Linked DNA regions of Mus musculus: regions 1, 2 and 4 are each linked to region 3. The links are chromatin loops, found by intact Hi-C in ENCODE. Cell type or tissue: left cerebral cortex. All regions are shown on one strand. Links, peaks and the distances in the headings refer to the core of each region. The heading gives the core; the rest is flanking DNA. Region 1 overlaps Zfp385b (zinc finger protein 385B). Region 2 holds the start of Gm35431 (a long non-coding RNA gene). Region 3 holds the start of Zfp385b (zinc finger protein 385B). Region 4 overlaps Cwc22 (CWC22 spliceosome-associated protein).

Region 1 (8,160 bases), core at 1,083-6,082, 59 kb before region 3:
AAGAAGAAGAAGAAGAAGAAGAAGAAGAAAAGAAGAAGAAGAAGAAGAAGAAAAGAAGAAGAAGAAGAAGAAGAAGAAGAAGAAGAAGAAGAAGAAGAAGAAGAAGAAGAAGAAGAAGAAGAAGAAGAAGAAGAAGAAGAAGAAGAAGAAGAAAAGAAGAAGAAGAAAAGAAGAAGAAAAGAAGAAGAAGAAGAAGAAGAAGAAGAAGAAGAAGAAGAAGAAGAAGAAGAAGAAGAAGAAAAGAAGAAGAAGAAGAAGAAGAAGAAGAAGAAGAAGAAGAAGAAGAAGAAGAAGAAGAAGAAGAAGAAGAAGAAGAAGAAGAAGAAGAAGAAAAAAAGTGGAACAGAAGCAGATGGCCTGGAGAAACCTCAAGTTCTAAGGGGTCTCAGAGATGTGGAAGATGGTAGTGTAGGGCAGATCTGCCCAATCTAGGCACACAGCATGTATTCATATTAACTGAGTTGTGTTTTCATTGCCGGGGCCTATTTGGGTTGGAGATTTACCGCAACATAAACTAATACACAGGGGATTATAAATCTTGTATAAGCAAATAGCTATCCTTGTTTCCTTCAAGATCATAAAGTATAAATAACATCTCTATATTTAAAGGTCTAGAAGGGAATCTCAGTTTCATTCGCTTCCTTTGTTTCTAGGGTTAAGCAATCTTAATAGCATTGCTAGGGCTGTTGCTGTGAGTTGTCTCTGTGCAGTGCTTTGCAATAATGAAGCAGCAGTGCTCTTGCTCTGTTTTGGCAAACTTTAATCAAGGATACGTGTTTTACTTGTAGTATTATATGTATGATTGAGCTAGCATTACATTCTTATTTGGAATAATTGTATTTCAGCTTCAGGAGGAATCCCTAATCTAGCTAACATTCTGCGACCTTCACTGTGTCTGGAAGTTGGTCAACAGCTATGTAGCGAGCAAGAAGCACGGCTAGGCATGAAGGAAGTTTTTGCATTTCAACTGAAGAACAGATGGCTATAGACAATACCAATTCATTTCCTTTGTTTCCCATTGAGACAGAAACTATGGAAGGTTAATTTGGTTGCCCTTGCTGAGAATGTGAAGAAATACATTCACCCAAAACAATTAAATCTGGAGAAAAGTTGGAGCAATTATCTGAACAACCATTGGCCACCTAGGAATTGCATGTATTTTAAAAATTAAATTAATGGGGCTGGAGAGATGGCTCAGTTGTTAAGAGCACCGACTGCTCTTCCAGAGGTCCTGAGTTCAATGCTCAAGCAACCACATGGTGGCTCACAACCATCTGAAATGAGATCCAATGCCCTCTCTGATGTGTCTGAAGACAGAGACAGTGTATTCACATGCACAAAATAAATAAAATCATTTTATAAAGAGATTACCAAAGCAAAGGGGAGGGGGTAGGAGGGGGATGGTTGGGGGATTGTGGATGGGTAATTGGGAAGAGGGATATCATTTGAAAAGTTAAATGGATAAAATAATTTAAATTTTTTATTCTAAAAATAAGAGATTACATTTATTTTTAAAAAATTAATTAATATTTTTATACATGCTAGTGCTAGGCAAGTGTTCTACCAGAGTGCTATGTCCCGGACACTTAGATTGTTTTTACTTTAAGTTATTCATTCCTGGGAAGGTATACAAGTTGGCTCCATCCCAAAGAAGTGGAAAACAAGATGTCTTTATCAGTCAAAGCTTTGCAAATCACTCTAATTTAGCGTGTGTTCTACAGCCAATCAATGAACCTCTTCAAGCACAAAGCCTACCCCAGTCATTCTCCAGGCTGCTACTTTATCTAAAAAGGTGCAAATGGCATGAATTGTAGTCACTCCAAGAAATAAGGAGGACTGTGTTTTGCAAAAGACTTTGCCAACTTGGGGTTTTAAATTTGCACCTCCAGAGAGGACTTAAATAAGATGCTCTGATGGCTCACAGAGGACTTGAACTTTCATCTTTGAAAAGGTTTCCTAATCTCCCCTGGATCCTCAATGAGGGCACTCTCCCCCTGGGGCATCATGAGTGTTTTATCTGAGGATTGTTTCATATTACTGAAGATGTCATTCCCTACTCGCTGTAGGTTTCCCTCCTCCTTTGTGCACATGCATAGCAATGAGCCCCTCACATTGGGAGCCACTGCCCACCCCAGCCCACCAGCAGCACCACCAGTGAACACACTGTGCCAAGGAGAGCCTCTGAACAATTAGGGTGAGCCCCAACCCCTGAGCTGAGCTTCTGCTTGCTCCCTGTCTTGTGAGGAAGGGGAACAACTTGCCTCCTTAAAGAATCAGATAGTGGCTAGGATGGCTTTGGAGCAGGCTGAGTAGTTGGAGAGCCTCTCATTTAGCCAAAATGCAAATTACAATGTTCCCCCAAAAGACTTTAATCTGGGCAAAGAACTGATCAAGAAAATGGGAGAGGGGGAAGTGTAAATAAAACAGGGGATTCTGTTGCTTTAAAACTCCACCCCTTGTAAACTGCTGGAGCTGAGCAGAGAAGGGAAAGCTTGGAGCCCAAAGGGCAACTTTGCCGATGCAATGGCAGAGATCAACGTATTCCATCCCAGCATTTCAGGAAAACTGAAGGCAGTAAAGTACAATTTCTTCATAGAACTCTGGTAAGTTCTAAGAATCACAGGTAATACGTGTGAAATGACTGGAGCATCTATCTGTTACATATATTCCTGGTCTGTACAATTTTCATGGGTGTCTCACCTAAAATTATCTATCACTCCCTGGACCCACGTTATCTGGACGCAATTCCAGAGATAATATTTTATCCATAAATCTTTCAGTATGCCTCTAAAGCATGTGGATTTTTCCAACATGGTATAATGAGGCGATGCTGTCACACACTTTGAAGGGAAGTAATAACTCCTTAATATCATCAGATATGCAGTCAGTGTTCGTCCCCCAGCTGTTGTAGGCATACATTTTCCTAGATATTTGTCCACTTGACATATGAATAAAGTCTAAGTCAGTTGATATCTCTGAGACTATTTTAGTCTATAATTGCTCCTCACCTTTTCCCCTCTCTCCGTTTACTTGTGGGTGAGGCAGCTTGTTGGTACTTCAGAGCTCCCCGGGGCTGGGTTGTGCTGATTGCAGCCCCATGGTGCCTTCTAACGCCCTGCTTTGTTTTCCTTTTCTCTCTGAAAACTGGCAGGCAGATCAAGGCTTTGTCACACTGTTGTCACACTGGGATGTAATTTTCCACACTGATTGATCGCAGGGAGGCACACGAAGACTTTTGTCTCTCTTTTCATGACAATATACTTGATGGTCATTACCAGAAGCCATTATTGCAAAATGGTAATATTCTAATTCTGTCATTCACTCTTCATTGACTAGGGAGAAGATGCCTACAAGGAGAGAAAACCACCTCACCAAGTCTTAGTGATCCTGGGGTACAGGTCCTGTGTGAAAGACGATAAAATGGCGGTTTCCCCTTTAGTTATTACCAAATGCTGAGAAGATTCTTTTGAAAACTAGTGGCCACTCATGTATTCATCTTTTAGTGTCATTAAAAATGAGGATTTTTTGCTGGGCGGTGGTGGCACATGCCTTTAATCGTAGCACTTGGGAGGCAGAGGCAGGCGCATTTCTGAGTTCGAGGCCAGCCTGGTCTACAGAGTGAGTTCCAGGACAGCCGGGGCTACACACACACACACACACACACACACACACACACACACACACACACAAAACCTGTCTTGAAAAATAATAATAATAATAAATAAAAATGAGGATTTTTAGCACATCTTATTACTTTTGTCTTTGATTTATAATTAATTAATGTCCAATTTGCAGTATCTTTCAGTCTGAATAACATACCTAGATCTTGTCTCCCAAAATACCAATTAAGTAATTAAACTAGTTATTTCTGTTAAACTCCCAAATTTTCCCATATTGATATGTAAACAGTTCTAAACTGCATGCAAATTTCCTTTCTTCTTTTCTTTTAAGCAGTGCCTATCTTTTTAAACGTTTGTAATAGGAACTTTATGTGGAAGTAGCTTGGATTCAGAAGAGCCAAAGAGAAATGTGAGCTAAGGGCTGAGCAGCTGTATCACTTCACTGTGTGGATCTTGTGTTTGCTCATCCTCGAGAGGAAATGATCCTGACACGGCGTTGTGCTATGTGAAACTGGAATAACTATCCAAAAGCAGTGTGGGAACCCCAAAGGGCTCTGCAAATGTAAAGCATAATATTCATGGAATTAAATATCTGGTTTGCTAAAATCCAATCTTAAAGCTTTAATTTGTTAGTTTAAAATGGAGGCACCACGATCGTGAACAAGAACTCTGCAATTATTGGAGCTGTGGTTGGAACCCGTTTGCCTGAAGAGAACTCAGTTATAAATATCTGTCTTTGGACTTGACATTCAATTCTGAGATGAATCAAACATGTTTCAGAATTTTAATCTGACATCCAAGAGCTAAAACTCTGAAAGCAGATAAAGCATTTTCTGAGAAAAAAAGCAACTTGTTAATCTCAAGTGCCTTTTTAATTCCAGCAGTGATTATTCAATGTAGAAAATACAACTTCAGATAGAAACTCATTTCTGAAAATTTATCTCCAATGCTTATGCATAATCTAAGTTAGAGAAGAAATGCGTCTATATTTTATAAGAAAAATAAAGCTAACATTCATCTTTTTTTCTTATAAAACTTTTTAAGCAATCATAAACCACAAAGAAATGATGTATCGCCCAAGCTCCAATGTGGAAGACTAAATAAAGCACTAAAGCAAGAGGATAAATACGAGGCTTGCAGCACCACATGGAAAGGTGTCAGCTCTCAGCCATTCAAACTATCCACTCCTTCCAATAAACTCCAAGTGTGACTTCTACTCATAACCAACGGTGTAATGTGTAAATGTGCCTGATTGCTTTTAACCAGAGATCTGTCTGAAGGATTAAACTTTAAACGGCCATACCTAAGCTTATAAGCAAACGTCAAAACCAAGACTACATATAGCTCAAATTTCGCACTTATCTGTCATGTGTGTTTCCATCTAAATCCCGCGTGCTGTTAGCACTAACATCTCTAACCAACCAGCCGTGTCCTCTCCTATCACTGGGCTGGAAGAAGAGCAGAATTTGGCTATGAATTGTTTCAAATGCACACAAAGACAGGGGAGGCACTGGTATCTGGTACCAGACTCAACACCAGGCACCGGTCCTGTTTACACTGCCTTGCCTCCACAGAAGCCCTTCAGAGCTGACCACAGATTTGAGGCGGAGTTCCACATAGAGCTGAGACATGCTCTTACATGACCAAGGTTGCTACTTTCACCTAACAACCACCGGTTCGGTGCTTTCCTTTCTTACCTAGTGCATAGTGAAGGTTCTCAGGTCCTTCAAAAATCACTGTGGATTCAAACTAGCATCCCAACGGCACACGTTTCTTTCGCAGGAAATCCCTCCTTTTCTTTTAAAATGTATATCTTCAGACCCTAATTTTTTTTTTGCTATTTACTGTTGTTTTTAATTTTTATTAGATATTTTCTTCATTTACGTTTCAAATGCTATCCCAAAAGTCCCCTATACCCTCATCCCCGCCCTGCTCCCCAACCCACCCACTCTGGCTTCCTGGCTCTGGCGTTCCCCTGTACCTGGGGCATATAATCTTTGCAAGACCAAGGGCCTCTCCTCCCAATGATGGCCGACTAGGCCATCTTCTGCTACATATGCAGTTAGAGACACGAGCTCTGGGGGGTACTGGTTAGTTCATATTGCTGTTCCACCTATAGGATTACAGACCCCTTCAGCTCCTTTGGTACTTTCTCCAGCTCTTCCACTGGGGCCCTCTGACCCTAATTTTTACTAGGGGTTTTTGTGCTTATCATCTGGCTTAATCTCAGAATATTTTCAAATATTCCCAATGCCTTGACCTTCTGAGCCATCTCAAGGTCCCTAAGAATACCTTTAGTGTGCTAGAATCGTAGTGATTGGAACAGGAGCATTCTCCTGCAGAGCATGGAACTGCTGCTCAGAAGCTGTTCTGTTAACCTGGACCAGAGACAGTGTCAGGAATTAAAATGGCTCCATTACACTCTCCCACCTCAATATGTACTCCCAAAGACAATCTGATCAGCGGGCATATTTGTTGACAAATATTCCCTCCCCTAGCAAAGCTCCTAACTCCCTTCTTTGCACAAGAGACCAGGTCACATTTTTAGAATATCACTTCTGGCATTTGCACCACTACATGGTAAATCCCAACAGGACAGAAATTGTGCTTTATTGAATTTTGCATCTCTAGAGTGTAGCACAATGGCATATTTAAAAAACCCTGGGAGGAAAGTGCAGCAAAATGAATGGCTCACACATCCCACAGTGAGAGCAGGACTCAGGAGGCAGGGATGTCATTATTCCCCCCCAGAGAAGTCTTCCAATACATCTGTAGTGAAATCTCAGCACCATAGAACAAGAGGGATGGAAAGTGGTGAGACGCAAAATTATAGAGCATCTGAAGGAAAGAGAGGGAAAGGTCACGGGAGGGGAGAATCTGGGGGAAGAAATCATATACTTTCAAGTAAGAAATTGCTCTGACATACTGAAATGCAAAGGAAACCAAATTGTAGTTAATAAGAGGCCTTGGGCCCATCATTCTGTCTTTGCATGGGGAAAAAAATCTCGGGCTGATTGGCAGTTAAGACATTTTTCAGTATTGTCGGGACTGAGATTACCCAATTCAATCCATGTTTAACCGTCTTCATTGTGCAGAACGCTGAAATCACATACACTTCAGCTTAAGCTCCGCTCTTCTTCTTCTAGCGTGAGAGGTGAGCAGCTGGCTGCCATACTGAGCAGAGACCCTGCGAACACACACTGCTCATCCCAACCTTTAAAATATGCAGCCCTCTTCACACCCTTCTCTTTTGCATCCCGTTGGGAATGTTCCATTATGTAATTGAAATCATCTCTGCCGCCACCCCCAGCCCCCACCCGACACATTCCTTAACGTCACCCCTCCAAGCCCCTTCTGCTGCTGAGTTGCTCTTGTTTCACTGACAACATCAACCGCGTCCCCACTCTGAAATTCACATCCTGTTTTTACGTCGTCATAAGAGAAAGGCTTATTTTAGATAATAATTTACCTTACATTTCATTCCTTGTTTTGAAGTGCCCCGTGATAAAATTAAAACAGTCTCAATCAGAATCAAGCGACCAACTTTTTTAAACAGCCTCCATCTGTCTTGGGAAAATCTGCCTTGCTAGAGATGTGTAGATGAATTTTAGCACAAATTAAACCTTACAAAAATCACTCCTAAAGTATTTTCTATGAGTGGTCCATGCTCTGCCCTTACATCACCCTCTGATCATGAAAAACAGCACAGCCATTTTGAAGCTGAATGCCCTCAATGCGAACAGTCCTTCTCATACACTGCAAATCTGTAGACCAGGTCCTGAAGGCAAAGTGACTGGGCTCAGGGAAGGCGTCTGGTAAGTGTTCCCCATGAAGTTCCGCTGTCTGTTTTAAGGTTTGCTATTCTGCTGCCCTTCACTGCCAACCAAACGCCTTAGCAGACAAACCTCTGGATCATGGGGCTAAACACTTCTAGCCTTAGAAACCAACACCAAATAAGAACCCACAGCTAACCCTTAATTACAGAGTCCTACTCATGAGCATTTTACAACAGTGACGCAATTAATTTAATTTTGGAATGCTCTATCGAGAGGAATGCTTTTATTGTCCATGTGTCACAGATGAAGAAACAGACGCCCAAAAGGTTTCAACAATTCGCCTCAAGTCACGCACGATTTGTTCAATTCGGAATCTAGTTTTCACGGCAAGCTGGTAATGGCGTGTCGTAAATGACCCAAGATGTACAACTTTACGCCACAAGTTGCTCATCTGCTAAAGTAAAACTACTCTTTATGAGTTTTAGACTAATTATATTTATCTTATATGTAAGAGTCTGCGCACATGTATGTCTGTGTACCACATGGATCAAGTGTTCACAGAGGCAAGAAGACGGTATTGGATCCCCTAGGATTACAGTTACAGACAGTTGTGAGAATTGTCACCCTGTCAGTATTGAGAATTGACCCTAAGTTCTCTGGAAGAGAGTCAGTGGTCTTCACGTTGGGTCATATGCCCAAGCCCCAAGACATTCTTAATAAATATGAACATAGCCCAAAAGTAGTGTTATCTCAGTTAACAACAA
Region 2 (8,160 bases), core at 1,857-6,856, 45 kb before region 3:
AAAATAAAAATGTGGGGAGCTGGACATGCTAATTTTTTCACATATTGAAAGATATCAAAACCCACAAATATATGTAATTACTGTTTATGTCAACTAAAAATAAAACTTTAAAAAGGAAATACACTAAACATGACTGAGATAGGCGATGTATATAAAACATCTTAGAAAAATCAATATAGAGGGACAGAGCTCAGTCATTTGATTTTACTTTACACAAATGATAAAAAACTGAGCCGTGTATTCTACTACAGATGGGATTTATTTTTAAAGAGATTAAAAACATCTGGAAGGATCACTGAAGAAAAATATTACAAAATGCAAATTTATCACAGAAATTTTAGAAAACCTTATAATCAAGAGACATTTGTAACATGAGCAAAGAATCTATCTTATCTGGATAACTAATGGTTTCTGATGACTCATAAGTAATCATAGCCTTGAATTATTCAGAAAAAAAGGCATCTATTCAATATACCTTGATTAAGAAGCAGGGGGAAATGACTTTAAACTTCTGGTTCTAAAATTAATTTGGAAAACAAATCTGTAAGTATTTTCTTTATAAAGTAAAACTAAACCAAGTGTGCTATCAGTAGTAAGTCACAAGACAGGCATAATAATTAAAACAGTGGAATGATATCATGGGGCAGATATTTAAATGAAGAACCAAATGGTCTCCAGACAGAGACTTCCACAGAAGAGAGTTGGCGATATTTGATAAGGAGCGCCAGATACCAACTCATCACCTAGTAAGTAATGTCAAAGCACAGGCTCGGTATTTTAAATGCTGACTATTTAGGGAGATAAACAGTTTCACGTAGAAACTGCATTTTAATTTTAAAATGTAACATATTATGTGCGTTTGTAGATGTTAGTGCCTGCATGTGTATACAGCTGCCCTCGGTGGCCAGGGGCTTCAGTGCGGGTGGTGAGCACTGCCCTGCGTTCTCTGGAGGAACATGCACGCTCTTATCAGCTGAGCTGTCTCTCTAGTATACCCTCCACCCCCAAATTGTCGTAAAGGTCGCTGTTTTATAAAGGCATGCTTTAATCACAGGGAAAAATGATTTTTAAAACAAAAGCAGATCTTAAAAATGTAAATAACATCTACTTTTATAGTTACCAAGTCTAAGTGTGAGAAACTCACCAAATTTAAAATGCATGAGAAAATAAAAAGAAAACATGGGTTTCACCACCACCAAGGAAAACTTTGGTTGTATTTTATGTGACTTAAGCATGTGTATATGTCAATATTCCATTTGATTATTATATAAAATGAAGCATGTTTCCTTTGTGATTTGAAGTTTTTGTTTGTATTCAGCATTTTTTTCCATTTCAATCAGTATAAATACCTGCTATCATTATCATTTCTACAGCCTACAAAATGTTTCAATTATTTAATAGAAAACCCTGCAACTAAAACCAAAGATTATAAAAAGTTTCTCTTTGAACTACTTAGCTCTAAAAGCCAGTCTTGGAGCTCCTCCCATAACCCCTAATTTTAATAGTTTTTTAAAAATTGCTATATTAATTGATAGTGCTGATTCAGTAAAGTCATTTAATACCTGGAAAGTTCTGACCAGCTAATCACGTTTATATTGTTTCCATATATGTGTGCAGCATGTATTTCTATATACATGCATTTGTTTTGCATTTTTTGAAACTTAATGATGTTATTAGGCTTTGGAAAGTGTTATTAGTTGCTGCTTTTTAAAGTTACCCCTCCCTGATCTTTGATCTATAGTCTATTTGGAACTTTTCAAACTGGCTCCTAGGAGTCCTTCATTACATTATTTATAAATTAATTTCTATGTATCCTGAATGTTTCCCCTGCTTGTCATCTGTATGTACCTGCAAGTTTTTACATGACTGCTTCCCAGTTAGTCACAATTCTCATGACATGTCCCTGGGCCCCCTACCTTTATAAATATCCACTGAAACTCATTCATGTGCTCTTCTGTATGTTAGCCTTTGAATCCACACTTGATGGTTAATCTTCACTGTCCACTGGACTGAGAGACACCTAGAGGATTAATAGAGCTGAGCTCTGAGTATATTTGTGATGGCAGATTCGGAGATGATTAACCCCTTGGTGGACTCCTACAACAATGGCATTGTAGGGAGATAGTTGTGATGGTTTGAATAGAAATGCCCCCAAAGACTCATGTGTTTGAACGCTTGTTCCATAGGAAGTGGCACTACTAAGAGGTTTGAGTAGACGTAGCCTTGGAGGAAGTATGTCACTGTGGGGGCGGGCTTTGAGGTCTCACACGTATACAAGTTCCACCTAGTGCGGCACACAGTCTCTCCTTGCTACCTGAGGACCAAGATGTAGAACACTCAGCTTCTTCTTCAGACCATGTCTGCCTGGATGCTGCCATGCTTCTCACCATGATGATGGTGGACTAAAGCTCTGAACCTGTAAGCCAACCCCAATTAACTGTTTTTCTTTATAAGAGTTGCCTTGGTCATGGTGTCTGTTCACAGCAGTAAAACCCTAACTAAGGCAGTAGTAAGAGGCAGGAGATGAGGCCTACTTGAAGGATGAAGGTCCCTGGGGTCATGTCCCATATTGTATTATTGTATCACTTCCTATATCTCTGTTTCTGCTCCTTGTCCATCACGAGCTGAACGCTCTCTTCCATGTGCTTCTAGCACATGATGTTCTTCCTAAGGACAGTGGGCCGGGCTCTCAGAAACCGTGTGAGCCATAATAACTAGTTCTTCCTTTAAAACGTTTCTCTCAGGTTTCCTGTCCCAGTGATAAGAAATGGACCAATGCACTTAATAACCTGGAGACACATTTAAGCATGGGGTATGGAATTTAATTCGAACAGTGTTTCCAATTTTGAGTGTTTGTCCCCATCCCATTCTTTACAATCATCGCACACCAGTTCCACAAGTCTGGTTCAGCCTCTTTAGGGGCTATGACTCCCACACTAATTTAATTTTAAATTGTTTGATTGCCTAAGACCTTTAAGTCAATGGAAGTATAAAAGTAAAAGGCTACAAATTATAAATATGTATATATCTATATTATATATATATTAAATATTACAGGCAAGTGGTTGTCAAAAGGCACGTGTTGAATTCTGGAAGTCAGCAAAAGCTGTAAGCACATTTCATTTCAGTGGAGGGCATGGAAGACGGGTAAAGGACACGAAGGGAAATCCATTAGAAAGGAAAATAAATGACCCCTGCAAACATGGAAAAGTAATGTGTGTCCTTTAGTGATCAAGTATGTTTAAGCAGTGACACTAAACTGCCCAATTAGCAAAGAGGGTTTCAAAAGCAATGTCTTAGGAAGTCCTCAACACTGAAGAGACTCTGAGAACACGCTTCAAGTTCCCAGCAAGCACAGAACGTGGCAGAATCATTTTATTAAAAGAAAGCAGTATCTAGCCAAGAGTCATGAAACCATACAGATCTTCTGACTCAGCAATCTTCTTCTGCTAGGAACTGGAAAATAATCTTAAATATAGTAAGAGATTTATGTACAAAGATATTCACCCTAGCTTTATTTATATCAAAAATAGAAACTAGGTAGAAAAATCCAATAAGGGAATGAACATATAAGTCATACCACAAGCAGTGTCACACAATCCAGCTTTTAAAGCAGTTATTTTCAAACTATCCAGTGGCATGTGGAGAGCATTGCAATGTGATACTAGAGAAATAGAAGGGAAGTTTCTAAGGTCCAGATACACTTGGATCTTTATCAAAAATACACAGAGAAATAGCTGAGCGTAAACACAAATAATGATCGTCTCTGAGAAGTCAGATCATCAACGGTCACTGCAGTCTGCATTCCTCATTTCCTTTCAAATGCTCTGCCACATCACTATTGTTTTGATGGGAATACAAACTGCCTGTGGTCGTAAGATGGAAAAAATGTGACTAATATGTTAATGAGCACATGAAAAACAGGCCGCCTGCGAGCTTGAGAGCTGAACAGTGGGTGTCACAGCGATGCGATGTGTAGGGATGGGACCATCTCAGGGCAGCCACAGAGAGCTTTACAAGAAGGCCGTCTTCCCTTTGGTACTTGCAGGAGGACGGCACAGAACGGGGGATGGATACAGGTGGGCTGTTCCACAGCTTCTAAGAGCAGAACGCTGGACCTTACAGGCATGTACTTCTACAACACTCGCTGTGTACAGGCTCGTCGGCTGAGACCAAGGCGAGCACAGATGAATGACGGTGATTAAGAGAGGGAAATGGAGGGGGGGGGTTTAATTAAAATCGCTGAAAAAATTGTCCTATTTGTCTTTCTAAATACAAATTTCATGGAGATATGAAATTGTAGCTAAGGAGTGCACTGAGTTGGTAAAGTGCCAGTCTCAGTAGTGCAACTTAGAACCCCAATACTACAGAGGCAGAGACAGGAAGACCCCTGGGCTCCCTGGCCAGTCAGTCTAGCCTGCTGGGAGAATCTGAGCCAAAGTGAGAAGCCCTGTATCATAAATCAAAGTGGGTACAGCCTGAGGAAGGACACCCAAGGTTATCCTCTGACCGCCATATGCAGGTGCACCTACACACAGGTGCACATAAACATGAACATGTGTGTGCACGTGTATGTGCATACAGATTATCAAATCTTTCAGTTTGGGAACTCAAAAGCAATTATTATCCTATTTACCATAAAACTATTCTATTAGCAAAACTATGTCATTTTTTTTGTCATTTACTTGATTTGCTGACTTAGACTCTTCTTCACCCCAAATTTCTCAAACATGAATATCTTCTACACTGGAGAATCAGGGGCCAACTCCCAGTCTTAGGATTATTTGCTACCTTATCAGTCTATGACACAAGTAGAAATCACTCTGTTTCGTGAACATAACTCATTTGCTTCTGGGTTGTTGCCATTGGTACTTCTACTGTATCCACCTCACACTCCTCTGTTAGTTAGTGCCCTCCATGCCTGACTGTGAGTTTTAAAGTCCTCTGAGGCGTAGTCTCTAAACATCTTCCCCACATTCTCTCATCCAGGCTCATGACTTAAACACACTGACAATTTATAAAGCACATGCAGGTATGCACACACATAAGCCTGCAGTCTCAATAAAGCACACATCATACATGCAGGCGTGCACACACACGGGCCTGCAATATCAATCTCTTGCCTAAACTTGAACCCATAAGGAGTTTCCCACTGTGTTTTAATTATTACCGAATGGTTGATAAGCAAACCCCTATGTACTCTTCCTCCTGAGTTAAAACACAGCTAGCAGGTAACTCCTCCCATCTGAATATTCTATTTGGAGGCTTGACATCATCCACAGGTCTCCGGACATGCCTGTTAGGAATGGAGCTGTATGTTTTATATATCCAATGTCCAAGAAAACTCCAGGACATAACTGCTCCCCACCACTTCCAGGTTACTGCTAGCCACTGGTCCTCGATGACAGCTTGCCCACCAGTGCTGTCCCTACCTGTCTATGCCCTCCATAGTAGCCAGACAAATTCTTAAAAATGGGTAGGTCAGATCACATCCATGCCTTCTGTTCTGACTCTCTGACACACTATTCTCTTCAAAAATGAAAGCCAAAGTCCTATCAGCCATAAAGCCTCCCATGGCATGCAGCCAGTAGGACAGCATCCTCTGCTCAGGTCTCCAGATGGGACAGAAACACTTTCTCTGAGACAACAAACAGAAGCTCCCTCAAGTAGAAATGTCTGCCTATCTTCTATGTTCAACTATGAAGATCAAGATAGGGGCCCGGGTAAAATAACCTTGAGCAATTACCATTCCTTCCAGGATATAACGGGCTGTGTTCTAAGGGCCGTTCCCTCGCATCGCTGCTGTTTTTACAATCAGTGCACTAACAGACTATGTGATTTATGGGAGATTTCCTCCCCTTTATTCATTAGTAACAATGTCGCAGAAGGATGAGCACAAGATTCCCTTGAAGAGAGAGGCTTGGCACATGATGTGTTCCAGACGGTGCTTTTCAAGCCTTCACACAAAAATGGAATTTTCACTGTCAAGGGCAGTGGACACCTCAGCTCTGTTGAAAGTAGAGGAATGCACACTTGCCACTAGGCATTCACGAGTAGAAACCGTCTCTCAATTCCATCAGGGCAGCCAATGACACGCTTTCAGCCCCAGTCTCTCATTGAGGTGCTAAGGTATACTACTGCCTCGTTACACGCTATTTCTTTTTTAATATTTTATTTTTAATATGTGTATAGGTTGTGGGGGTGTTGTGAATGTGCACGTGGTGCCCACAGAGGCAAGAAGGCACCTTCTAGAGCTGGAATATCAGACTGCCATGAGACAGCTGTGCTGGGAACCCAATTCAAGTCCCCTCCTGACCTACTTCACCAGCCACACATGCTTTTCAAACTAGCCAGTGCCAACCACTGAATGCAAATACACAAGAACATGGTCTGTCCTATGACAAAGCAAAGATGTTTTCAAACCTCATGTAGCCTTTGCCTAGCTTTCCTCTAACCCCACAGCCTCACAAATAGGATGAAAAGTAACTTTCTTGTCTACTTGCTTCATGTGTTAGAGAAAGAGGGGTTCCCAAAGATAAGAATGTAATAAGAAACGAGGCCTCACCAAGACCATCAGTCTCATCCCAAATATAACTGCACGAAGTAAGTAGGATGAACTAACCACTTCTAAGTCCAAGATCAAGACAAAATAATCAGAGCTCCATTATAAAACAGTGTGTGTGTGTGTGTGGGAGAGAGAGAGAGAGAGAGAGAGAGAGAGAGAGAGAGAGAGAGAGAGAGAGAGAGAGAGAGAGAGAGAGAGCAAGAGAGCGCTTAAACTTTGCTGTGTGGCTGGTCTTTCTTTTCCTATCCCCCTCCCCACCGTGCGTGCGTGTGTGTGTGTGTGTGTGTGTGTGTGTGTGTGTGTGTGTGTGTGTGTTGTAGCATACTGTGACAGTTTGAATGGATCCACCTGGGTATGTTGGCATGACTGTGTGTGTGCCTACATCGTTATGTGCACATGTTGCCTTGAGTGTATCTGTGTGTACATGAGAAAGTATGTGTATGCTACACACATTTTTACTCTGTATGCTCTGGGGGAATCACTTGTATGTGCCAGCCTGAAAAGGCAAGAACTTATTGGGAAAAGACAGAGGCCTGTGTATGTGTGTGAAGATTAAAGGAGCATGTGTGTGACTCGGTCCTCATGTATTGGAAGAACCTAGGAGTCTTCCAAATCTCTGACTCCTGTGTGTTGAAAGAGCTTTCTGAAAATTATGACAGTACACTTTTACTAAAACCTGCCTTTCCTTCTGCATGCCTCCAAAACATCTACTATAAATCATACGTGAAGAATGCACCACAATGATCTGGTATCCAGTTCTGGACTTCAGTCAAATGCTAAATGTTCATATGCAAGCAAGATGCTTTTTTCTCTTTCAGCTTGAAACGGCCTGCTCTAATTATTCTCCCTCACTAAATGGCTCTTTAAATAAGTATTACAATTGATCACAGTATATTGATTAAACATTTCATTTTAAATTCAAGTTCAACTGAAGTAATTTTTGACTAATTAGGGCTAAATCTCTTGATAGTATGAGTTGCACATAAACATAAAACACACTGTGAGCCGAAGTGTTTGAACATTTAGAACGAAGTGCCATGAAACACAGGCATGGCATGTAGACGGATGTCTTGTATTTCAGTGTGTACAGTACCCCTCAGGTCAGTTCATTTTGTCTTGTTCTCCAGAGCTGAGTGAGAGAGACAGATCACACTACAGCCCCTCACCATTGAATGCCTAAAGGAAAGGATGGTGCTTTTAGCTATTCTTACTTCTGAGGAAGAGCAATTCGCTTTGGCTCATGGTCTCCGAGATCTCAGTTCACGGTCACTTAACTGCACATCGCTGGGGATCCTTTTTCCCATTGGTTCTTAGTCCCTTTGGACTTGGGACTTAAAAGGAACCAAGAAGTTGAGCAAAGTGGAAGGTGGGCTGATGGCTTTCTGTCTGTCGTGGTCAGCGATGAGCTGGTGCTATCCAGAAACCAAGGACACGCCAAAGGCAACGGCTGCATTCATTCTGTCCATGCCAATAGCAGATGCTGGAATCTTTAAGGGCCTTGCATAAAGGCCCTCTTCACTCCATCTTCTCTTCAACCACATTATCCTATCTCCTATCACCACAAGTCCTATCATTTTCTTGTGACCTCACTGAAG
Region 3 (8,160 bases), core at 1,405-6,404:
ATTATAAACACAGAAATGTAAATGCTCTGCGCATTCATATTTATTACCAAAATAAAATGCTCTCTCAGGTCCAGGGATTTCAATCCTTTTTATTTGTTGATGATATAACTGTCTTTATTAAAGAGCTAAGTCATTTTTCATAAAGTAGGTGAAAAAAAGTCTAGCCATCCTTCTGTATCAGTTTATACGTATTTTAATCTATCTCTGCAATTTACGAGATCATAGAGTTGATATGGCACCAAATGAATCAAATACCAAAGGGTGGTTGAATTTTTATTAGTATATATGCCTTCCCCATTTTTTCATTGCCTTCTGAGAAATATGCTCATAAATTTCTTTTCAAACTGATCACACTGGGCTGAAATTCTTGAAGCTGAACGGGGAGAGAGGAAAATGTTGACTAGGCAAACCCTTAGTGGATCCGGGCCTTCAAGCTGCAGCCCTCTGATTGGCAGGGTGAACAGTCTCTGCCTTTCCCAGAATGGAGCTGCACCTGGCAACATCCCAGCAGACAGCATCTCACATATGGTTCACCATGACCAAGTCAACTTACCTCACCATAAAGAAATCAAGACCCAGCGAAATGAAGTAACCCCTCCAAACGCTCTCCTGGCTGATGACCCAAAAGCCAGAGTTTGCCTTAGAAAAATACTACGTCTACTCAGCCACCACCATATTACAGCCATCTTACCCCCTCCCCTACCCCCCGGAAGCTACAGCTTTCCACTCAGGCTGGGGATTTGAATTGCTCTGGGAGATTTTTTTTAATATTTATAAGCATTTTTATTGTTTTAGTTCCTTGAAGTGATTTTTAGTGTGTACCTAAGGACTGCAAAACCTGAACTGGAAATCCAGGGAACAGGCCTTTTCTGAAGAAACACAAGTATGTCAGGTCTAGTAATGCCAGCTGTTTGAGAGGATGAGGCGGGAGGATTCCAGGCTCAAAGCCAGTCTATGAAACTTAGTGACCCTGTCTCAAAACAAAAATACATACATACATACATACATACATACACACATACATACACACACATATACATACATACATACATACATACATACATACATACTTACACACATACACATATACACATACACACAAACACACATACACACATACATAGGTAAAAGGTGTGAGCTGCTAAACCTGGAACCCTGAATTGGATCGTTGCAACCCATGTGGTATAATGGAAGAAGAGAAACCACTTCTACAAGTTGCCCTCTAACTTCCACATGCCCATGCACATGCATATGTGTGAGTATGTATATACACATATACACAATTAGATTAATTAAATGTAATAAAAATAATAACAAGATTCTAAAAATTAAATGCGGCTCAGCAGTAGAGCACTTACTTAGCCTGATTCAGATCCCAATACAAAAGAAAAGAAAGGTTTTTAAGAAAGCAATGAATTGCTTCCAACAATCGAAGCTCTAGCTGTTTAGCTGGAACAGGACCGTGGTGCAAGACCACAGGCAGAGACACACAGCAGCTTGAGCAGAAGAGCAAGCCTCATCTCCTTGCTCAGCCCAGCAGGTGCCTTCCACTCCAAGGGAAGGAAGATACCACATGGTGTCTGCCTTGGTCCTGAAGGAGACCCAAGAAGCTTGGCCACCCACATCTTCTACTGACAGGTGATGGATGACAGCTTTGTCTTGGGTCTCATACTAGTGACCGAGGTAGAAAGAGAGATTGAGTCTCCTGCACCCTGAAAAACTCTGGACATGGTAGAAAAAAAAATGGGTGGGTACAGAGTTAGCTGAGGCACCCAGAGAGAATTCTAAGGGATGGCAGGGAGGTAGAGGGAGAGAGAGCATGTGCAGAAAGATAAGAGCAGAGCAAAAAAAAAAAAAAATTTAAAAATGTAAGCAGAGTAAGAAAGAGCTGGAGCCAGAGCCAGAATGTGCAATACCAGGAAAATGAGCAGTGTGGAACAAAGCACTATTATTTGGCTGGAGAAAAATACAATGGGGTCAAATCTAAATGCAATAGTGTTGCGGGGGAAAATCACAGGGCAACAGAGGGAAATGCCCACCCTCCCACCCAGCCTTGGGAAATGCCAGCACCTTGGACTTTCCTAATATGAAGTAATACTGAAGCAAGCATACACTGCAGTGCAGTCACCAAGAAGAGCACTTGTCACTGCTGGAACCGCCCCCCCCCCCCCCCCCCGCCCCAAGCCTGCTTAGTATCACCTCTTGCCCTTCTGCTGAACATTTCAGGAACAGCTTCTTCCACACTACCATGGGAGTATTTTACAGATGCAGAATTTCGGGCCTCATCCAAGTCCCTGCTCAACCACAATCTGCATTTAATAAGGTTTTTGAATGGTTTATGTGCATATTCAAGTTTATGAAGCACGGGCTCTACTATAAGAACGGAGCTGAAGTGTTTAAATAATATAAGTTAAATAAGGTGAGACTACAGAACCAGGAAGAACGTAATCCACCTAGTTAATTTATCTACTGGCTTGCCACCAGAGGCCAGGACCTGGGTTAGGTATTTCAGGGAGTGAGGAACTAAGGTTGGGTTAGGTGCCCTTGAGTACCACAGCACCCTTGAGTACAGTGTGGGGAAAACACATAACAGACTTCACTTCTGAGAAGTGAAATCCAAGGTAATAGAACTTGGGGAGAGTCAAAGCCATAGTTCAAAGGGAGATCACGACTCTCAGACAGGGGTACATGGCAACAGGGAGAAGAGAGGTCTGCTCCAGGCAGAGGGGGACTGCATGAGCACAGAGGAGCAGTGCAGAGGCATGCTGTGTGTTGAGAGAAAGCCACTGACTTCAGCACAGGGCAAGTCAGACTGTTGCCAGGAAGCACCGGACTGCACTTCAGAGGGCTAAACAGAGGCAGCCCAAGCCAGTAGGATTCCTGGGGCCCTGTTTATACCATGTAGGACTCCATTTTAGCAGTAGATTCCAACATTATTTTCTCAGTATATCACTGAACATCGGCAGATGTTTATAAGAGTCTCAGCCAAGGCTGTGGCTAGCACACGGCAGATTCACTCAATAAACGAGTCAATGAGGTCAGAGTACAGCTCACCAGCAGAGGACCTCGCTCTTAGAGCAGAGGTATACGCTACGGGGGCATTACAGAAGCGTTGACCAGTGAGGAAGTTTTCCTACGGCTTAGCCTCCAAAAGCAAGCATGAAATTCACTAGGAATGGAAGAGACAAGAGATGGCAAGTGAGTCCAGAAGCCAGCGTGGTAACATCTAGAAAAACGGAGGCAGACACGCTGTGGATAAGAAAGTGATGCTGTCAAGAGGCCTTGTGGAGACGGAAATGGTGGGACTGTCTGTGCACTGCATGTGGAAAGCAATGGTATGGGAGGAGGAGGCTCTGGGTGCTTGGGAGAATTGTGGAAACTGACACCAAGGCGCCCCTGCTCATTTAAAAGAAAGACAGTGATTAGAGTTTATGCTTAGATTTAGAAAGCAGGTGGTGGACTTGAGGCACCTGAGAGCAATGCAAGGCCTTCAAAGGGTTTCACAGGGCAAATATGATGTCTGGGAGGGAAAGCAAAAGTATGTCATCTTAAGAAGAAATGATCTAAATTAATAAAGGACAACACCAGATGAAATCTACAAAATGCAAAAGGAAGATAACCCAAAAAGTAAAGAAAACTAAGAGAAACCCATAGAGGAAGAACAGAAGGAGGTGGGGAAGGGAGAGGAAGAGAAGGAGGGGGAGAGAGAAAGAGAGAGGGAGAGAGAGAGACTATGAAGAATAGAAGATCATACTAAGATCTATGTGGAACAAGAGACAGAAATGGAGAAATGGTGATAGCAACAGTAATAAAATAGTGTGCAGAGGGGACAACAATAACAAAACCAAGCAAACAGAAGGCAGGGAAGTTCAGCATGCGTTGTCCTTTAGATCTAAGTAGAAGCTTGAAAGCCTTAGAAAGCCAATTTAGCTCTTTGTTTCCATGAACAAAGATTTTTCACATGAATTCACTCCTGTGATATGTTAGTTAATTGTTCTTTTTAACTATATATAATATATAATGATATGATATGTAAGCTTAATTAATATAAAATATCATATTCACATATGTCATTGGGCAGTAGCATCTTCAAACTCAGATGGAAGAAAAAGAAAACAGAGTTGGGATGTCTTGTTTATGGTACCCGACAGCACCCAGCATCATTCTATGTAGCTTTTCATCTCTAAGAGATGTTTGCTTTGATAGATCCTCTCTACTCCCAGAGCCAGGACATTCGATCATCATACAATAGTCCCACTCTGGAAGAAGGATCTTCCAACTGCTGTCAGCTCTCATTATCTGCTGTGCTTGGGTGCCAGGCACTAACCACACTTCTGTCTCTAATTTGACTGAGATGGAAATGCCTCCGTTTGGTTTCTTTCTGCCTCAGTCCAAAGAGACAGGCTGTTTTCTTTGGTCCTGGGAATCTATATACTGTTAAAATGCTGTAAGCTATCAACATTGTTTTTCTTTCCCTTAATGTCAATGGATTCTAATGCTTATAGAGCTCCTTTTCAATGATTTACCTAATAACCATAACATAATATTATGCAAATGAGATGCTTCAGGGATGATACTGCACCACACTGATACCTACCACCAGCACTATTCCAGCAAGGGCGGCGATCCTCCCCTGTTTGGGAGAGTTCACCTTTCCAAAAGCATTTACTACAAATGCGCCCACGAGAGGTCAAGGAGACGGACAAGAACAGCTTATTTGATTTGTGGTTTCACCTTAAACCTCCTCAAATCACTTTCAGAAACAAGTAAAGGTGTAAACGATAAATCCGCAAAAACTTGATTACTGAAAAATACAGAATCCGAGCAAGCAAGGCTTTGAGCACATAAACATATTTTCACCTTCCATATCTTAAGTAGCCAAACCTACAAGCCGGTATTTTACATTCTAAGGACATTCAACTATGACAGGAAAGGACAACCCGTATCAAAGCATGCATGACATTAAAATAAGATTGAAGGATTCTGGAAACAGGCAAAAGCAGACCCTGAAACACTAAAGGGAGTTATCTGGAGCCTAAATGTTTGAGATGCTGCACAGTAACTTTCTGGAAAACTGCCTCTTCATTTAATAAATATATTTCTCAGTCCTTCCCAAGCTGTATGGACGCTGCCAGTCTACCCGACAACACAAATGTTTTTGCCCCATTTGGAGCATCTATTTTGCCTATATTTTGCTTCATTGTGACAAAGTTTGCAATAGCCTCTGTGTGCTGCTCATCAGATAAGCAAAACCGGAGAGAACCGCCAACCTCCTTTCTAGATGAAAATGTTTCCAAATCCAGGAACTTTTGAGGTCATTCCAAAATTATTTGTGCTCATGGGGGCGGGGGCATTTTCTTTTCCTTGAAGGACCCAGGACACTCGCCATCTGAGTGATCTCCAGAGCCATAGGAAGCAAAGCATGAGAGACCTCCGTCTAGTCTTCTCCTCATCCCAAGGCCAGCACACAGCAGAGGCAAAGCAGATGGTCCTCCCCCTCCCGTTTCTCTCCTCCCTTCCGCTGTCCCGCAGAGTCCTCCCACCCTGAGCTGACACCTTCACCAGCTCTTGCTAACCCAGGCTGCCCTTCCCAGCTCCCAACAAGTGCAAACTTTGAGCATCTGCTCTCGAGCCGCACCATTCACCTTTCTGCTGGTCTTTTCTCTGCAGAATGCCCTTGGGACCCTAAGCTTCCACAGTCATCCTGCCCTCACACCTCGGTACCCAAATTATTCATTTCCCTCTGGCAAAAAGGGAGTCTGCAAAACCCCCCGGAGTTCCCGGGAGGGGAGAGGCACTGCCACTGACCCCCTGCGAGGCTTTCCTTGTCCCCCCCGTCTATCTCTATGCTCCCTTCCCACCCTGGCTTCTCCGAGCCCACCCTGGGGACTCCTTGCCCGACGAACTCCTACGTCCTACTCCTACGTCCTACTCCTTGACTCGAGGGGCTAGGGGGAGCCTCGACTCTGCGGCCGGGGCAGCGGCCAGGCGCCTGCCTCTACAAGTGGGGCGGCGGGACGCAGCGCAAACTCCGTCCCTCGCCTGGGCGGAGGCGGTGGGGAGAGGCGCGGACGCGGCGCGGGGCTGCTCGCCCCAGGCTTACCTCTGCGCGCGGGCGGCGGGCGGCGGGCGCGCGGGGCAGCCGCTCCTGAGGCCGGGGGGATGTGGCCGGCGCCTGGGAGGCGGCGCTCCCGCCAGGGCTGCGCTGGAGCTCCGCGCAGACGCTCTCCCGCGGTCTGCGGCAGCCCGGGGCGGTGGCACCGGCGACAGCTCTGCGCCGCGGGCCCCCGGAACTGTCCGACCCAGCGGGAGCGCGGGCTGAGCGGCCGCTCGCGGTCTCCACGCTCGGCGCCTGCGCGCCTGGCCTCGCCCAGGTGAGGGGCGTGTGCCGAGTCCGCGCGGGCCACGGGGACAGGCGTGAGGACCTGCGAGGCGCTCGGCGCGGGATGCTGCGGCTGGGGTGGGGAACGCCGTGGAGACGCCCCGGGGGCGGCGCAGCCTGGAAGGCCGCCTGGTCACCGGGTCCCACGCGCCCCTCAGCCTCCAGCAGGGGTCGGGGGTGGGGGGATTCCCCAAGGCGGGACGCAAACCTCGCGCGCGCGGGGGCCGACGTGTCACCTACTGGCCGAGCGGACTAAAACTCTTCTTGGAGATGCTCGCCACCAAGTATGGGCTCTGCCCCCGCGTGCAGCTCCCGGCTGGCGGGCGACACAGATCAGCCTCCGCGGGGACCCAGGGCTTCGCAGCCCAGCAAGGACCTGCGAGGCTCGTGCGCAGGGGAGGGGCTCGCCTGCTCCTACTGCCAGACCTCGCTGATTGAAGTTTCAAAAACTAAACCGTGTCAGGGGTTCCCCCGGTGTAAGCCATCTTCTGAAAATAGTGTAGACACAGCCAGGGCGCTTATTTCTGCGACGGAGAGCACTTCAAAGAAAACACTGGGGGGAAGGAAACATAATTTGAAGGGCTCAGTCTTCTAAGATGACTTCTTCGGGAAGAAATTCAAGAGTAACAAATGACAAGGGAACTGTGGAAGGCAGCAAAGACTGAAAAAAAAAAACAGATGACTCGACTTTAAAATATTTTTCTTTGGATCTTGTCTTAGATGATTGACACAAAGGCCATAAATAATTAATCCGGCAGCTGTTAATGTCTTGGCATAGTGTCCGGAGTAAATATCTTCGAGTCCAGCCAAAGCTAGTGCTGCTTCCGGGGTGGGTTTGAGATCTGATGAATGCACACTCACTGCATTCTGGAGCCTTCCGAAGGAGCAGCTTGCTTTTTTTTTTAAATCCACCTTGGAATGTCAGCTTATTGCAGGCGCCAGCACCTGAGGTAACCAGCGTGAGAAGGGACATTAATCTGACTGATGGTCTTTATATTTTTAGAATCCAAACATCTTCTAGCTGGCCTGGCTCGCTCTACTAAATACAGACCCAAACTGGTATGTTTATTATTACTGCTACCTCTATTCAAAATAACTACGGGAGGCAAGCTGCAAAATTCATAACCCCAAAAAGAACATGAAGAACTGTAATTGTTTGTAGAGTCCCTTTTTAAAGTTATAGCCGTAACATATCTTCCTGCCCATGAAGGTTATATTGAAAGTAAGCATTTTATGAGTCCTGAGAATGGAGTTCTGGCAAACGGAGAGCAGCAGGAAATTCTATGATCAAGGCATCCAGCTTCCAGGCCCTTGCACTTGAGAGTTGAAAGCAGCGAGGTTGCCTTAGCCAATACTACCGACCACAAGAATTAGCACTCCCAGAAATCTAAGGTGCAGGGGGTGAGGGTGCTTCGGAGGCCTCCACCCAACACTTTTAACTGTTCTTGGAGGGGAAGAAAATGAGCAAGCCCTATGGACTGAACACCTGTGAGAAGTGTTCCCCATGGCTTGCACAGTTTAGCAGGATTTGCAGTTTTTATGTCCTGCAATCTGCAACTACATCCTCCTCTCCTCTCTGTCTATTTTTAATCACTTATAGCTGAGATGTATGGTAGAAAATAATTTGAGGGTTGCAATTCCTAACAATAGCTGAAAGAAGCATAAAATATTTGCAGACGAGTCTCAAATTATTTTTAACCTGTGACCTAAGAGATAAAGAACTATGTCTTTCATGTCCCTTAACCAAGGCAGAATAGCGGCTTCTGGAAGCTCACACC
Region 4 (8,160 bases), core at 2,027-7,026, 92 kb after region 3:
CTCATCTACTGCTTTACTGCTCACGAAATTCAAATGAGATCTGTTACCAGTACTGTGTCGTGTGCATTTCCATAGTTTCATAATTACATTGTTTGTATGAGAGGCTAACTGAGGAAAGTTAGGCAAAGGATATATGTGGATTGTGATTTCCCTGTAAGTGTGAAGTTAGTTAAAGATAAAATATTATAAAACTAAACACATGAACTTGTTAAGAAAACAAGAACCAAACTCCCTCAAGTTTAGGGAAGGTAGAAAGAAATGCAGAGAAGTAAGATGGGCTGTAGCCACCTCCTCCCGGGAGCATCTGCTGACCCAGGGTTGCTGCTGAGGGAAAAAAAGCCAAAAGAAAACAGAGCTCTAGTAGCCTCACAGACACAAATGTGAGCTACTTAACTTCAAATATATACATCCAACACAGACACACACGTGAGCGCACGCACGCACACACACACACACACACACACACACACACACACACACACACACACACACGCACACACACACACACACAGAGAGAGAGAGAGAGAGAGAGAGAGAGAGAGAGAGAGAGAGAGAGAGAGAGGGAGGAGAATACAGTACAGCTAAACCCTAAAACATAAGAAGTTAACTCAAAAAGGCGGGAAAAGCCAGATTTGAACAAAAGAGAAAACATCCAAATGGCCAATAACAATGTTATGCTCAGTTTTATTAGTGATGGAGAAAATGCAAATTAAAATGAAAGCTGTAAGGCAGTATCATCAACAGGATGGTTAAAAATCATACAGTAGTGACTCTATAGCTACATAACTAAAAAGAAATGGACAATGGACACATGGGCATTCCTCAAGTTAAGATGAGATTATGTCTTGAAGATGACATGTCATAAAAATGTTTTTAATAGGGCTGGAGAGATGGCTCAGCGGTTAAGAGCACTGACTATTCTTCCAGAGGTCCTGAGTTCAATTCCCAGCAACCACATGGTGGCTCACAACCATTTGTAATGGGATCTGATGCCCTCCTCTGGTGTGTCTGAAAAGAGCAATAATGTACTCATATACATAAAATAAATAAATCAATAAAAAATGTTTTTTATACCCCCAACCCCCAAAAAACACAATTTAGTACAGCCTTCCTTAAGCATGCCCACAATACCTGTTAGTCTTTAGGTAGAAATCACACAAGAGTTACTCACACATAGGAGCTCAGGAAGAGAGAAAAATTCAGACTTCTAAGTACTATTTCTGTTGACTCTACTATACAGCTTTTGTATCATTGTAAAGTTGAAAAACCAAGAATACAAGCTAATGATATATATACACATATGTATATATGAGTATATATACATACATACATATATTATATGCACACGTATATGTATAAATATGTGCACACACACATACATACACACACACACAAAACAAAAATGCAGTTCAAGGCTAGCCTGGACTGTGTAGTGAGGAAGATACTATATATGTAAATTCATTAAAAGATGCACATAGGACATCAGACATGAATATGTACAGCAACTAATGTAGGTGGATCAATATAAATGTAAGACTATTTTGTGAACATAACAATGAAGGAAACATTAGATACAAAGAAGTTCATAATTAATAATTATAAAATTAAAACATGCATGAAGTATAAGTCTCTAAACCCAGCACTTGAGAAGTAGGGGCAGAGAGGATCAGGTTCAAGGCTAGCCCCTGCCAGACAGTAAATGAACAGAAAATCTAGAATGCATATAAAACTCCAAAAAACAAATGAAACAAGACATCCAACAACAAACAAGCCAGGCAAACATTGGGCAAGATGACGCTTATAGCAGGACTGCTGAAAACCCAGCACTCGGAAGGCTGGGGCTCACAGAGACTGCAGTTCAAGATCAAACTGGGCTGCACAGTGAGGAGAAGACTAGCTTTAATTATGTTGTAAGACCTTGTGTCAGCAAAACAAGAGGCAAGACTAAGTGATGGACTTACAAATCAGAATCTGGGGAAAGCTAGGTACGGCAAAGCCCCCAGTGAGCCGTCCAATGAGTACAATGATGTCAAGTAGCCACATAAAGCTTGACTACAACTAAAACCCACATGCCTTGTAATAAAGCCTCAGGAGGGCCCTGTAAACACATGGACATCCCTGGAATCGCAGCTGCCAATGAATTAGCCCTGTCTAAGAGGCTTCTGAAACAGATATAACACTGCAGACTGTCAGTGACACATGACCATCTCCAATAATAAATGTTTTAAATAGATGGCAAAAATAAGTAAGCAGCAATCGAGCCCTGCAATTGTTAGAAATGAGCAGGGTAATACCTGAATGAGCCGTGATACCTGAGGTAGAGCTCTGAGTGCTGGAGGAGGAGGAGGAGTCGCTCGCATCACTAGAGGACTCTGAGCTGCTCTCGCTGCTGTCAGATTCTGAGTCAGAGGAATCAGACGCCGAGGAAGACTCTGAAGATGAAGATGTCAGGGCTGGTTTCTTTTGTTCAGCTTCTGGTTTCTGGGCTACGATGACCTTGGGCGTATTTTTCAGATGTTCTCGCAGTTCATCCCTAACACAGATGTAATGTGTTACACTATGTATACCAGGCACTTGACATAATGTTGTAACTAAAGATAAAATTCTGCAAATGATCCTTACGTCAATCCTCCGAGACCTATGGAAGTGAAGAAGTTGATGGCAAACCGGGTATTGCGTGGGTTGTCTCTGGGTAACAGACCTTCAAAGAATGGCTGGAGAGTTCTGAAACGGAAAAAGGAATGAAGGAAATGGAGAAAGTGCAAATGAAAGCGCCTATAGCCACCTATCAGAATTTCTACCTGTTAAATCAGTAAGTGAAATATAAGAAAGTGGTTTATGCATTTATACATAAGGCTCCCTAAATATAATAGGTAATGAGGAACAAGTCACTGAAGTTCGTCTCTTTAAAAAAAATGCCTTTGCAGTGTGTGTGTGTGTGTGTGTGTGTGCGTGTGTGCGTGTGTGTGTGTGCGTGTGTGTGCGCGCGTGTGTGTGCGTGTGTGCGTGTGTGCGTGTGTGTGTGTGTGTGTGTGTGTGTGTGCGCGCGCGCAGGTAAGAGGACATGTGGGAGGTGGTTCTTCCCTTCCACCTGTGGCTGTCAGGGACTCAGCTTATTTCAGACTTGGTGTCCTTTAATCACGGAGACATCTCACTGGCCCTTAAAGTTGATTTCTGTAATTACACAACAGATTTGGAAACTTTTTACACACTAAGATAGAGATGGCAAATAACATATGTACATGGTTATATGCACACAAGTATGTAGTGTGGGCATGCACAGAAAAATGTAAAGGCCTTCCATAGCTTTTCTTTTTATGTACATATGTATGCACATCTAAACTGTGTAGAAGCACTGGAAAAGCGTAGGAAGGAGGCAGCGAGTGTTTCACAGAAAAGGGTAAATTATTGGAAGACTGACTAAGTTTGTTAGACACATCAGAGACAGCCTCTGTTGTCACTGTGGTAAGGACACAGGCATCACTACAAGTTTCATGATGCTGGTGTGACTAGTGCATCTTCCTGAGGAGGGAGATGAGCCTGATAAAGTACACACATTACATGGAACCAAAGTGGAGAAATGAGATACTGGAATAACATGTGACAGGAGCAGAATGGATTAGAAGCCAATCGTAGTGATAACGAGCAATCGGGAAGGTGAAATGGAAGTTTTGTGACAGTCCTGGAAAAAAGCCCAGAAAGGCATGTGTCGTCTCAGGCCTGGAGGCATGTGGCATGCTCACCTTACCCAAAGTCCCAGAGGGCTTTGCCCCGTCAGAGTACAGCTGTATGTGCTACTGTGGGGGAAGCACATAGACAGGAACTCTAAACTTAAACGGTTAGGAGTCAACTTACTCATCCTTCAACCTCGCATTCAGTTTAGGAAGACCCATGTATTCACACAGTTCCTGGAAGAAGATCTTGACAAAAATTCGACTAGACGATGTCGTGGTCTCTTCACTCAGTTTTATACATTCGAGAACCTGAAAATGAAAGGAGAGGATGAAAAAACATTTGTTTGTTTTGTTTTGAAAGACAAGGTCCAGTAGCCAAGCAGTTTACACTCTCTCAGAAGAACTAGGACTTTCCATCTCAGAGCAGCACCTCTGAGCACGTCCCTCATGCAGACATGGATTCTTTCTTGGCAAAGCATAAGACTTCTCTATATTAATTTCCCAATGCTAACACGGTACAGAAATAGGTTTCGTTCTTTTTCTTGAGGGAGGTGCTTTTTATAGCTGAGAAGATATCCTGTCTTGAGTGTGTAACATCAAAGTAAAGACTGCTCGCAAACACCCCTAAGCAGACTGTGGTGTGCACAAGGGACGAGGCAAAGTGCCACCAAGAGCATTAGCTATAGTAAGTTAGCACACATACACACACACAAATAAAAACAAACACAAAATGACGGATGATGTATCCTGAAAACTAAGTTTACAGCTTTTACAAACTAACTTGTGAACACAGACTTTAAAAGCAAAACAGAAGAAAAAAAGCCATGTAGCTTTTATGGACTGTGTGTTCTGGAAGCCTATTTTTAGCCAATTGTTTAAAACTTGGCTTCTTTTCTAGAACAGGCGAAATGAAGCAAAGGGTTATTGTGACTAGCTGCTAGGTTGGTTTAAAAGTGCCAGTTGAATAGAGTTGGATATACTTAGTCTTTAAGTACTGTATATAGACTTATCTGATACTCCTAAGAGCAGGGGTGGAGACTCACTCCACCATCAGTTTGTGGTATTTTACATCGTAATCTTCTTCTTTTCCTTTGGGATGTGATTTCTCTTTATTAAAATTCTTCTAGCAACTTTACTTCACTTAGACTATATGACTATTTATGGCATATGATTTCCGTAGACTTAACTTTTCTCTTACATGGTAACTTTCCTGACATAAATACATGGTAACATTCCTAAAATAAATCCTTTGTCCATTACCAAGAATTGTGACTGGACATGCAGGTGATAGCTACCTAACAGCATTTGAAAGAACAGTAATTCCATAATAAATATGGAATTAATGCTCAATTTGGTATACATTTCCCCACTAAGAATAGCTTTCTTTATTCTAAGTATGATCCCAGGATCTCCTTTCCATTGCTTAAATAAAAGTGTCTACTTATTACAGGCTCCTAGGACAATCCTTTTTCTTGAGTCTAAATTAGAGGAACTTTGAAAAAGTTATTCTTTCAGGAAATATGGACAGTAATTCTGAGGCACAAGTGCCACCAAAATAGGAATATGTGTCTTTGTTAATAAAGTATGGACAAATATGCACACAGATGTCAAGCATGCAAATCCATATTTTCCCTGAAAATATTGCCAGTCATCACTACTGAAAAGCAACGTGGGTTTGGCTGCTATGTATAACCCACAACAGGATCTCTTACACATGCATATTGTCTGACTTGGCCTTCTAATTCCATGAATGTGTTTCAAAGATAGCAGTTGCAGTCAAAGTGCACTACACATTCATTTTAACTCATGTTTACTGATAGGATAAGTGTGGTCATACCATAATTAATGCATATTTGACAATAACAGGGGTTAGGAATAAAGAGCAAACACTGATCCGATTACTTACACTCCACGGAAGTGAATCTGTGTATAAAAGGTGAGCAAACATTTTAGCAACATTTCTCAATTTGTTTGTCTCTAAGCGATGGATGGTGTCGTACTGTTCCTTGAATATACTTTCAAATGATTCCATGTATTCCTTTTTCAGCATACAAAACCGCTATAGGGAAGAAAACTGAAAGTCAACCCCAGCAGAAACCGAATGTCAATACAACTGAACTTACTATTCCTAAATTACTAAGTTAAATGTTTGTAAACACCTTCAAGAGACATCTATCACCCTATCTTTCTGTGGTAAATGTTCAAAAAAGTTACAGAAAGTTTCTCTCTATCTAGATTTATATGTTAAAATAAAGCTATACATTTAGTTGATCCTAAACAGATACATTTTGCATTATATATATCTGCCTTGGAAAGTTTATAGATATACTTTAGGGACCAGAAAGATGGGCCAAAGCTTAGTATTTTACATGCTCTTGCAGAGGACCTAAGCTAAGTTTCCAGCAGCCACGTCGGGCAGCTTCAACCAGCCAGGAACTCCTGCTCCAGAGAGACCCCTCCCTCACCTCTAGCCTGTCGACACAGGTACTTGCACTCACATGCATGTGCCTGACACATACAAAGACACAATTCAAAATGACACAGACATTTCTTTTTTTTTTTTTTTTTTTTAAGGTCACATTTACCCTATGCTGTCTAAACAGATTCCTGAGTTTAGACCATTTAGTTGTTTTATATTGGGAAATTGTTGCAAAATAGTTATAATTTCAAGAAATTGTAGAAAAATGGTAACAAATTTAATGTGCTGCAAAATGAAGTGGGAAAGGAAACTGAAAGAGAGAACAATGTGCTCCCAGGGTAAAAACGAAAACACGTTGTTAACTAAGGATAGACCAGGCCACAAAATACAATCATTAATTCACTATACTATTGTTAGGAATTCTTTTGGGATTTTTATGAAATCCTGACATGACAATCAAGGCTGTAACTCACCCCAGCTAACAAGCCAAAAAATTTTTCATAGGTCCTTTGTTGGGCACAGCAATCAAGTATCATGTTGCAGAGTTCTTTCTGTTTGGAAAGGAAATTTGCATTAATGACTCAGGACACAATGGAACTATGTTATATGACAATTTACAACGACAATAGTGACTGTATTTTCAAACTAGACTTTTAAAATTTTTGAAAACCTTGAGAAATTATTTTTAAAAACTCAATGTCAAGTTTATCACTTTTAAAAAGCCTTTAGACTGGCTGATATCACCTAAAGCTATTTATGATAATTTGATTTCTAAATCAAAAGTATGAATCATTTCTAAACAATTTAGGGCACGAACCAGGTCAAATCATGACATGATTCTTTCTTTGAAGACTTCTGTGTGGAATTCTTTTACATTTATTTTCACCAACCCAAATACCTAAGATTGAGATTAAACTTATACTTAGATAGTTAGTAACAAAACACAAGTATTGACAGAAGGACAAATGGCCACTTTTTCAATGTAAGTGACCTTCTAGTTGATTTTTAAAAATGTAAAAAAATAAAAATAAAAGAAAGGAACAGGTTTATGATTCAATTTTCTAAGTCTTGAAATAAATGTTTGACTACAGCCTACCTACAAGGGGATGACCATTCTATGTGTAAGTCCACAGAAGAATGGACACTATATACAGACCTATCTACAGAGGGAAATCTAAGGATGAATGGGTCAATCCTATAACTGCTGAAATATATTGTTCAACCAGCTATTTAACTGCTTTGAAAAACCTTTCTGTGAAAATGTTAGCACTAATGAATAAACTCCTGATAAGAAAATCTACAATCACAAATGGCTGACATCTAATTAACTGACAAGTATGGTTTAATAATTCCTGAAATAATTCTAAGGGAGCAGACAGCAATTCCATGAGGAAATGATTCAGGTAATGTAGCAAGCAGAGACAGAATGAGGCCACTGTATAAGTACCTTTTTCTATAAATCTCTTATTAGAATGTCTACATTTTTACAAACACATTAGCTAGAACACATTCATTCTCTAAGTACAAACGAGCCTATACAATTAAATGTGTATTCCTTCAGTTAAGTTTTTATTTTTAAAATTTCAATTAACTATTCTGAAATTTTGTTACAGTCACTAAGGTATGATCTAAGTACAAATTGTTAGGAGTTTTTTTTTTTTAAATGTAAATAAGCATTTATATCTATGTAAGCAAACAATTTGTGTCAGAGACCCCAGAGTTCAGATGCTGAACAACAGGATAGACGGGAACCTGCAATGGCTAACATGATAGGCATTAGCTACCAGCAGCTATTTAAATTATTTAAAACTATTCTTTCCTTAGTCACAGTATGCATATTTTGCATAACCAACAGCTGTATGTGCCTAGTTGCTGCTGCCCTAACCAGGTCAGCATTGACTATGTCCTCACTGAAGAGTTCTATTGCACAGTGTTGCTCTAGAAACAGATGGTTTAGCATGGAGCAGCCTTGCCAGAGGCATCCCTTTAAAACATCAGAGTGCTTTCAGACACAAAGAAAGAAAGAAAGAAAGAAGCAAACCAGTCACAAGTTAATCCAATTGAGTA

The links. Hi-C counts contacts between places; a loop is a spot of excess contacts. Peaks named below come from ENCODE experiments on the same cell type or tissue, not always from the same donor. Only the 100,000 strongest peaks of a DNase experiment are listed, where the experiment ranks them.
Region 1: it touches region 3 in a loop (2.0-fold over the local background); 3 of 42 quality-filtered maps call a loop at or near these places.
Region 2: it touches region 3 in a loop (2.5-fold over the local background); 3 of 42 quality-filtered maps call a loop at or near these places.
Region 4: a loop joins it to region 3, with 2.2 times the contacts of the local background. A loop is called at or near these places in 2 of 42 quality-filtered maps.

Annotation. Positions count from the first base shown.
Region 1 is chr2:77,751,722-77,759,881 of GRCm38, forward strand. The region is part of intron 1 of Zfp385b (zinc finger protein 385B); the gene reads right to left. Among named protein-coding and RNA genes, the nearest start is that of Gm35431, 9.5 kb to the right of the region's middle. In left cerebral cortex, for the core only: no CTCF peak of the experiment used is centred there; DNase peaks (open chromatin) are centred at 4,193 and 4,977; H3K27ac peaks cover 1,146 bases.
Region 2 is chr2:77,764,681-77,772,840 of GRCm38, forward strand. All of the region lies in intron 1 of Zfp385b (zinc finger protein 385B), which reads right to left. Gm35431 (a long non-coding RNA gene) reads left to right here and starts at 582. Exons shown (of 3, transcript XR_001783384.2): 1 at 582-746. In left cerebral cortex, for the core only: no CTCF peak of the experiment used is centred there; a DNase peak (open chromatin) is centred at 3,971; H3K4me3 peaks cover 189 bases; H3K27ac peaks cover 1,181 bases.
Region 3 is chr2:77,810,449-77,818,608 of GRCm38, forward strand. Zfp385b (zinc finger protein 385B) reads right to left here and starts at 6,368. Exons shown (of 10, transcript NM_178723.6): 1 at 6,104-6,368. In left cerebral cortex, for the core only: no CTCF peak of the experiment used is centred there; DNase peaks (open chromatin) are centred at 3,264, 4,371, 4,644, 5,506 and 1 more place; H3K4me3 peaks cover 2,249 bases; H3K27ac peaks cover 2,004 bases.
Region 4 is chr2:77,901,502-77,909,661 of GRCm38, forward strand. It overlaps Cwc22 (CWC22 spliceosome-associated protein), which reads right to left. Exons shown (of 20, transcript NM_001362658.1): 15 at 6,567-6,644; 16 at 5,581-5,733; 17 at 3,856-3,983; 18 at 2,623-2,724; 19 at 2,295-2,533. Among named protein-coding and RNA genes, the nearest start is that of Cwc22, 41 kb to the right of the region's middle. In left cerebral cortex, for the core only: no CTCF peak of the experiment used is centred there; a DNase peak (open chromatin) is centred at 4,283.